Linked DNA regions of Homo sapiens: region 2 is linked to region 1. A link is an interaction called in ENCODE POLR2A ChIA-PET data of the cell type or tissue named here. Cell type or tissue: PC-9. All regions are shown on one strand. Each heading gives the region's core, and the rest is flanking DNA. Links, peaks and the distances in the headings are about the cores only. Region 1 overlaps DENND1A (DENN domain containing 1A). Region 2 overlaps LOC107987037 (a long non-coding RNA gene).

What was found. ChIA-PET counts read pairs that join two places held together with the same protein. Peaks named below come from ENCODE experiments on the same cell type or tissue, not always from the same donor. Only the 100,000 strongest peaks of a DNase experiment are listed, where the experiment ranks them.
Region 2: POLR2A ChIA-PET joins it to region 1 with 8 read pairs; 3 of 35 experiments call an interaction of 5 or more read pairs at or near these places.

The regions. Positions count from the first base shown.
Region 1 is chr9:123,458,427-123,462,817 of GRCh38, reverse strand. The region is part of intron 13 of DENND1A (DENN domain containing 1A); the gene reads left to right. Among named protein-coding and RNA genes, the nearest start is that of MIR7150, 25 kb to the left of the region's middle. In PC-9, for the core only: no CTCF peak of the experiment used is centred there; no DNase peak of the experiment used is centred there.
Region 2 is chr9:124,053,297-124,057,687 of GRCh38, reverse strand. All of the region lies in intron 1 of LOC107987037 (a long non-coding RNA gene), which reads right to left. Among named protein-coding and RNA genes, the nearest start is that of LHX2, 44 kb to the right of the region's middle. In PC-9, for the core only: no CTCF peak of the experiment used is centred there; a DNase peak (open chromatin) is centred at 2,707; H3K27ac peaks cover 564 bases; H3K27me3 peaks cover 552 bases.

The DNA of each region.
Region 1 (4,391 bases), core at 68-4,067:
TTTTGTTGTTTTTATTTTTTGAGATGGAGTTTCACTCTTGTTGCCCAGGCTGGAGTGCAATGGTGTGATCTTGGCTGACTGCAACCTCCGCCTCCCGGGTTCAAGTGATTCTCCTGCCTCAGCCTCCCAAGTAGCTGGGGTTACAGGCGTGCGCCAACACGCCCAGCTAATTTTTGTATTTTTAGTAGAGACAGGGTTTCACCATGTTGATCAAGCTGGTCTCGAACTCCTGACCACAGGTGATCCGCCCACCTCAGCCTCCCAAATTGCTGAGATTACAGACGTGAGCCACCGTGCCTGGCCAGGGTTCCAATTTTAAAGAGAACTCTCCTGTCCAGGGAGGTCTCAGGGCAAGCATTTAGGACTGAGGCTGCAGGGAGAAGCCAGGCCTGCAGTAGACCACATGCATGCTGCACACCTGGGTTTGGGAAGCCACCAGCTGTTAACCCTGACTCTGCAATGTCTGAATCCTGTCACCTGGGCAGATGTCTTTACCTCAGTTATTCCTCTGTAAAATTTGAGTGTAATTTCGACTTCATGAAAGTTTCCAGAATGTTAAAAAGAGTTGTGAAGTGCGTAGCACTGTGCCTCACAGAGAGTTAAACTATGATTATTGCCTTTGTCTTACAAGGTGAGTTGCTCCAGGGAAAAGAGCCCTCTGTGCCTGGTGCCATTCAGACCTTTATGCATGGTTCTGGGTGACAACGTCACTGCCTTGCAGCAGGATTAAGATAGAAGAGTTGGGCCCTGAACAGACAGGATTTGCTCACCTAAGTCCTATTCACCCTTCCAGGCGCAGCCGAAGTGTCCACTTATCATGTTTTCTGACCTGCCGCCCTGGAGAATTTGCCGTTTCCTCTTTGGACTCCTGTGGACACTTTACCCCCCACCCCACCCCACCCTGGTAACACTACACCATGTGATAGACTTTCTTCCCATGTCTAATTCACACATCTGATGCTGTTCTTTAAGCTCTTTTCAGAAAAAGCCCCTTGTCACATTTCCCCTGACTCTTTCCCTTCCATGCCCATGTCCTGTTGCATTTTTAGGGCGCAGACATCTTGTCCGGGGGATATCACCTCCCGTGAGCACACAACAGGCCCAAAATGTTTATGTCTCCCCAAAGGCGAGATTCTTTCTGCTCTCCTGCAGCTAAATTCTGCCTCAGACTACCTCATCTACGAATCTGGTTGCAAACTCTCTTGAATGTATCGGGCCCTCAGCAGACTTCTTCCTGGCAACCCTGAGCCAAAGCTCCAGGAGTGACTGCCAGCCACTTCAGTGAGCATTTCCTTGGAGCAGCTCAACTCCCTGTGCATGGGTGCCACTTGCCTGGCATCGAGCTCTGAGACCTCTTTACCATCAGGCCAAACAGTGTCAGAGACACACTGAGACCACACAAGGCTCCTGTGGCTGGAAGCAGGGTTCAACTCATTTCGTGGTTCTTTAACCAGCATCCCTGAGCTTCTGATTAGGGGCTGGGCTCTTCCTGGGGCGTACAGAGATGAGTTCAGCCTCTGGCCCCTTGAGCTCCTGGTGAGAGGGGATACCAGTGAAGACTATCCCAGCACCCAGGAGTGCACACGGCACTGGGATGAGTGACTGCCACTCAGAGGCCTGCATGTGTCAGGAGGACAGTCCAGGCAGAAGGAATAGAACTGGCAAAAGCAATGAAGAAGGTGAGGAAGGAAGGATGTGGTGTGTGATCATGGGATGCGTTTGGAGCATGAGGTATGTGGAAGAGCAGAGGCAAAGTGACACAGAAGGACTCTAGGAAAGGAAGCCAGGGTCAGCTTTGGGAGGGTGCGTTTGCTGGTTAAGGAGCTCTCCCTTTCCTCACCCCTATTGGGCCCTTGTGTGTGCCACATATGTTGCCAGGTGCACAATGTTGAACAAAACAGACACCATTCCGGCCTGCGTGAAGCATATAGTCTAGTGGGAAAAAGAGACATTAGTCAAATAATCGCACAAAGGTAACATCTATGCAGAGTTCCTGAGTAGGATAGTGATGTGGTCTAATTTGCATTTTAGAAAGCACTCTAGCCAGAAGAGCTGGAGTAGAAGAGGGACGAAACAGGAGAGGAGTGTGGAGTTAAACCTCCACCGTGGTTTAAGCCTGTCCAGGCCTACGCCAAGGTAGGCGTAGATGGAGAGCCGGGGGTGAGCGTGAGACAATTCACAGGTAAAATAGGAAGGAGTTAGAAAGTCTGATAGGTCCACTGTGGGTAACTGTGGATAATGACAGTTAAGAAAAAAATAGATTTGGGGCGCAGTCTTGATGGGATAGTAATTGGAAGTTTCAGGCTATTTTGAGTTTGAGACGCCAGCAGGCCATCAGGTGGAGGTTGAGATGGATGGGTATAGAGCTTCGGAAAGGTGTCTGAGCTGCCAGGATTTGTCAGGAGTCATCAGTGGATGAGTGATGCTGTGTGCATGGATGAGATCACCTGGAGAGAGAATTAATTGCCCTGCTCTGGTCCCAAGAGTGAGAACAAAACTTCCAAGCCACAGGAATGGAATTCTAGCTGAGCTTGTGTTAGTTATCACTAGCTGGTTTCTCAGCTGTTGAGCAAGGAAGATGTAAACCCATGCCAAAGTAATAAATGGCACATAAAGCTATTTTTCCCAAGGAACTAGTGTGGGGTTTTTTTCTCGTACACAAAATAAAGTTTGCATTGTTTTCCTTCTTGCTCCAGCAGCCAGGAAGCTCAGAGCTAATTTTGTAACTTAACTTAGATGCCACATAGGACATACATACCCAGCTACTTTTTTCCCAAACAAATACTTTTTATATATCTATGTATTTGGCAGCCCTGATGTTTTTCTTTGTTGTTTTAGATGCTCATATAAGCTGCCTCAGATCCTTTGTAAAATTAGGTAGGGTGTAACTGTATAAAAATAAATATTCTCCTTACCCTAATATTTTTGGGTCATCCTCACAGCCCTTGTGCAATAAGTCTGCCCAGCTTCTGAGTTAATATTGGCTAGATTTAAGCAGGAAGAACTCTTAGAACTTACGGAAGCTCGACAGTAAATTTAACACTCATGCAACTCATTAAAATAGTATAAAAGTGGAGCTTCAAACATCTCTGTGTTTGCTACCAGGGCTGGGGGGTGGGGTGTTACCCTTAATTCAGCTCAAGATCTGAAAGTCTGATCTTTCAGAATTGAGAATACACCGCTGAAATTAAAGACTTGTCTGTGTAGATAAGCACTCCAAACATGTTCAAAGAAAAAGTGAGGTGTTAGCTCTATACGGATAGGATTTTTTTTTTTTTAACTCAGGGTATCGTCTTCTTGACTCATAAAACATGGTTTGGTAAAAGCAAACTTGCTTATCAAACAGCATAAGCATAAAATCGATTGGATAGTATATTTTATTTTTGATCATCCCCGTTCTTTAATTATTTTAAAATTTCAGTTTGCTATTGTTTAAGGTCACTGTGTAAATGGTTTTCAAAGTATGTCCCACAGCCAGTGGCCTAGGGACTGCAAAGATGCCTGGGATGTTGGGGGATGAGGAGGTGGCCAAGCCTGGAGAACCCAGCCAGCACCCCTGCTCTACCCCCAGGTCCTCCAGAGCAGCTGATCTCTGCATTATGGAACTCAGGTAACAGGGTTCCTTCTGTATAAAATCTTATTTTTTTCTGAGATGGAGTCTCACTCTGTTGCCCAGGCTGGAGTGCAATGGCGCCATCTCAGTTCACTGCAACCTCTGCCTCCCAGGTTCAAGCAATTCTCTCCTCAGCCTCCCAAGTAGCTGGGCTTACAGGCACCTGCCAACACACTTGGCTCAGCTCATTTTTGGGTTTTTGTTTTTTTGTTTTGTTTTTTTGTTTGTTTGTTTGTTTGTTTTGAGACGGAGTTTTGCTCTTATTGCCTAGGCTGGAGTGCAGTGGCATGATCTTGGCTCACCGCAACCTCTGCCTCCAGGTTCAAGCGATTCTCCTGCCTCAGCTTTCCTAAGTAACTGGGATTACAGACATGCACCACCACACCCGGCTAATTTTGTATTTTCAGTAGAGACGGGGTTTCTGCAGGTTGGTCAGCCTGGTCTTATACTCCCAACCTCAGGTGATCCACCTGCCTTGGCCTCCCAAAATGCTGGGATTACAGGCATGAGCCACCGCGCCTGGCCTAGCAGGGCTGCTTCTGCATAAAATCCTATCTGAATAAAGGGTTCCGCTGCTAAAAGTGAAAAAAGTGAAAAGTTTAGAAATCTTCACATTGGAGGGCATGTCTCCCTAAATAGCCCTTGGGGTACGGAAGGGGATGTGGGGTGTAGAATCTGACTGTTGGTTCCTGCTCTGCCTTCTACCCTCTCTGTGACTTTGCGGGATGACTCTTCCTCTCTGAAACAGCTTCCTCATCCATAAAAGAAAATGAATTTC
Region 2 (4,391 bases), core at 258-4,257, 590 kb before region 1:
CATACACCAAGGTCCCATATAACTTGGATCAATTTCTGGGTTCCCTTTTCTGTTCCATTATTTGTCTATCGCTGTGTTAACAACCAGGATGTGTTTATTATCAAAGCTTTATCATAAATTAGAACATTGGCTGGGCGTGGTGGTTCATGCCTGTAATCCCCAGCACTTTGGGAGGCTGAGGCGGGTAGATCACCTGAGGTCAGGAGTTCGCAACCAGCCTGGCCAACATGATGAAACCCCCCTCTCTACTAAAAATACAAAAAATTAGCTGGTCTTGGTGGCAGGTGCCTGTAATCCCAGCTACCTGGGAGGCCGAGGCATGAGAATCGCTTGAACCCAGGAGGCGGAGGTTGCAGTGAGCCGGGATCGTGCCATTACACTCCAGCCTGGGCAACAAGAGTGAAAATCTGTCTCAATAAATAAATAAATAAATAACTAAGGATATTGGTTTGGGCAAGACCCCTACCTCATTCTATCTCAGATTGGCCTTCACTATTCTTGCCCTTTTATCCTTCTGTGTTAATTTTAGAATCAGCTTAACAAGTTTGATGACAAATCTTATTGGAATTTTAGTTAATTGCACTGATTTTATGAATCAATCGGGAAAAATTAAAGTACATTTGATGATATTGAGTCTTGTTTTCCATGAATATGATACATACCTTCATTTATTCTTGAGTGTGTGTGTTCTTCAATAATACTTTGTATTTTATCCATAGAGTTGTTACACACATTTTGTTAGTTGATTACTGGGCCCTTACACTTTTCATATCATCTTTCTTTCTGTTACATTTACATTTTCTTTTCTTTTTTTGAGACGGAGTCTTGCTCAGTCGCCCAGGCTGGAGTGCAGTGGCTTGATCTCGGCTCACTGCAACCTCCGCCTCCCAGGCTCACGCCATTCTCTTACCTCAGCCTCCCGAGTAGCTGGGACTACAGGCGCCGGCCACCATGCCTGGCTCCTTTTTTTTTTTTTTTTTTTGTATTTTAGTAGAGACGAGGTTTCACCATGTTAGCCAGGATGGTCTCGATCTCCTGACCTCGTGATCCACCCGCCTCTGCCTCCCAAAGTGCTGGGATTACAGCTGTGAGCCACCGCCCCCAGCTACATTTTCTAATTGGTCATTGCTTGTAGCACACTGTGGATTTTCTAGGTTGATTTCATATCCAGCAACCCTAATTTCTTCACTTTATAGTTCCAGACAGAAGGAGAGGGAGTTTTGAATTTGATGAGTTTGCAGCGTCCCAAGGCAGAATGCAGTGTAGACAAGGGATTTAGAGCATGGACGTTGCCATCTGACAGGTAAACCTGGGTTTGAATCCTGGATCTACCACTTACTAGGTGGATAAGTTACTTAACCTCTCTGAATTAATAAGCATTCCCACCCCCAGGCTATTGTGAGGAGTCAGGGAGACAAAATGCATTCTAGTGCCTAGCATGGTGCATCACACAAAGAAAGTTTAATTGATGCTTGTTCCTGTAATTGCTACTAACTGGCTTCTCCTGCATAGCTGGGGAGATCATTATCCATAGTAAAAGAAATCAATGCCTACTTCTACTCATCATTAAGAAGCTATCTGGAGTTGCCAGTAATCAGCAGCTTGATCATGAATTAACACCCATATTGTCTGCCCATTTGGAGCTCACGTTTAAAACCCATTTGTTTTCTTTGTCTATGCCATTTTAATATACACGGCCTCACAATCAACAAATAAATAGCCTGTCATCAGCCATCGATTTGAGAAACCCTGGAAGACCCCTGCCCATCTATTTGGCCCACTCCCCCTATATCCTGAGCCACCAAGTCAGATCAAACCAAACATACCCTTCAAGTAATTCCTCCAGCTATTTGCTCATGATGTGGAACCAGACAAATGGGCAGACAGAAACTTAACTGTATTTATATTGTCAGTAGATTCACTACACCTTCTAGTGTGTTCTAATCACCTGTTTTCACAGGGCCCAAATCCAATATCTCTGAAGCCCAGTATCCAGAAGAGAACTTGACGGTGGGTGAGGTTGAGAAGGGAGAATGGGAAGGCAGGAGGAATGAATCTGGGCTTTCTAAACCACAGCCAATGGAGGACCAGAGAGAACACTGTAGAAGGATTCTGAGCTGGGCACAGTGGCTCACGCCTGTAATCCCTGCACCTTGGGAGGCCGAGGCAGGCGGATCACCTGAGGTCGGGAGTTCGAGACCAGCCTGGCCAACACGGCAAAACCCCGTCTCTACTAAAAATACAAAAATTAGCTAGGCGTGGTGGCAGTTGCCTGTAATCCCAGCTACTTGGGAGGCTGAGGCAGGGAGAATTACTCGAACCTGTGAGGCGGAGGTTACAGTGAGCCAAGATCACGCCATTGCACTCCAGCCTGGGTGACAGAGCGAGACTCCGTCTCAAAAAAATAAATTAATTAAATAAATAAAAGAATTCTGAAGGCTCACATAATGTTTCAAGCCATGACTAAAGCTCATGCATTTTGTTCATAGAAACTGTCCCTGCCCAAAGCTCCGCCTCCCAGGACTGCCTCCCCAAGGGCCAGAGTAATTGCAACAATAGGATCTGGCTTACAGCAGGCCCTCGGTAAATATTGCTGAAAGCCCACTGCATGCCAACCACTACGAGAAGCCCTTTCTAGACATTAGCGCATTGACTTATCCCAACAAACCACAAAGAGGGTGGACATCCCTACAAGGAAACCACAGCAAAGAAGGGCCAGGGCCAAGATAAGGACTCAGAACCATTCTGTGGTTATTGGTTTAGTTTTTGGGGTTTGTTTTTCCCCCAGATGAATGAATGCTACTGTAGACTGATAAGCATTACTCTAGTTTCAGTGAGTAACTTCACTGGCCCTCTGAGCACTGCCGCTGGGTGGCTGAGTCATTTAAACACACTGCTGAGTGTTTTCACCAGACTGAGAAGTATTTGATTGGGCTGCTAAGTGCTTCTGCTCAGCTGCTAGGCATGGGGGCAAGCCCTGAGCTCATTGGGGGTGATTGGATCACCCGGCTGTGCTCAGGACCCTGGCACTGGTATTTCCCTTGGGGAACCCCACTGGCAGAACAACAGCTTCCCAAACTCTGGGCAGCAGCTGCTCCGGCTTCATGAAAAAAACTGAGCCTGGCTCCCCTTGTCTCCCCCCAGCTCCCAGAGAGCCTGAGGCACAGCTGGGGCAAGGCTGGGGGTGGGAGGAGGCCTCTGGGGCCCTGATCCACAGGGTTCACCCTGGCAGAAGCTTTGGGGCTCAGGGACCATCCCCCCATCCTTAAAACCTTCCAGAGTCGGTATTGCCACAGACCGTAATGTAGGGGCTGAAAGAGGAGGCTCCCAAGCAGATGCCCAAAGACATCAGAGGCTCAGAAGCCACTGAGTCCACCATGCACTAGCCCATTGCACAGGTGGTGAGAGTGAGGTCCCCAGTCAGACTCTTTATAGGAGCACCTATCAGATCTGCCCCTTATGATAGCATCCTGGCAGACCTTACCCTCCCTTCCCTGGGAGGGGCCTGAAAGGGCCCAGGTATAGCCCATTCCCTCCCTGCTCCATGCCCAACTTGACCTTCCCCTCAGGAATCCAAGCCACACACTCCAGAAGCTGCCACTGGGGCCCCAGAGAACTCTGGGCTCACCTCCCAAACAACTTTTTGTATGTACTCCTTTTAAAGTTATAAAAAATCTCTCGTTGATTTTTCCAAGTTTCTCTTATAACAAAAGTACTAAGTACAGGCTTTGTTAAATATACACCTCAGCTATGACCCAGCAATTCCACTCCTGGGTATACACCCAAGATGTGAGTGCCACCAAAAGGCCTGACACACATGTTCATAGCAGACTTGTTCATAATGGCCCAAACTGGCAAACTGGAAACAACCCAAATGCCCATCAATAGGAGACCGGATCAATGTTTCGTGACACATTTCTACAATGGAGAACTACACAGCAGTAAAAAAGGAACAAACCACTGATACGTGCAACACCATGGGTGAATCACACCATTATAATGATGCTATCTTTCTGCTCCTTAGCTCAGCTAGGTCCAGGGTCTTGTCTCATGACCAGGAAGAATTAAGCATGCAGACACCAGAGAGTGAGTGGGGTAGAATTTATTAAGTGAAAGGAAAGCTCTCAGCAAAAAGAGGTGACATGAGGGATGGTTCTCCTACCCGAAGGTGGAAAAGTACCCAGTATGGCTGAGCCCAGGGCTTTTTATGGGATCATAACAGGGAATGCATGCTGACTGGTTTTTGAGTATGCAAAAAAGGTTAAAGCAAAGACACCACTCAAAGGTGGGCATGACATTGTAGAAAACCAATTAGGAAAGGGTAGGTAAAATAGGTGAAGGATTAGGATCAATCAGAGGAAAGCATGCCAAATGGAAGGTGGGTTTTCAAT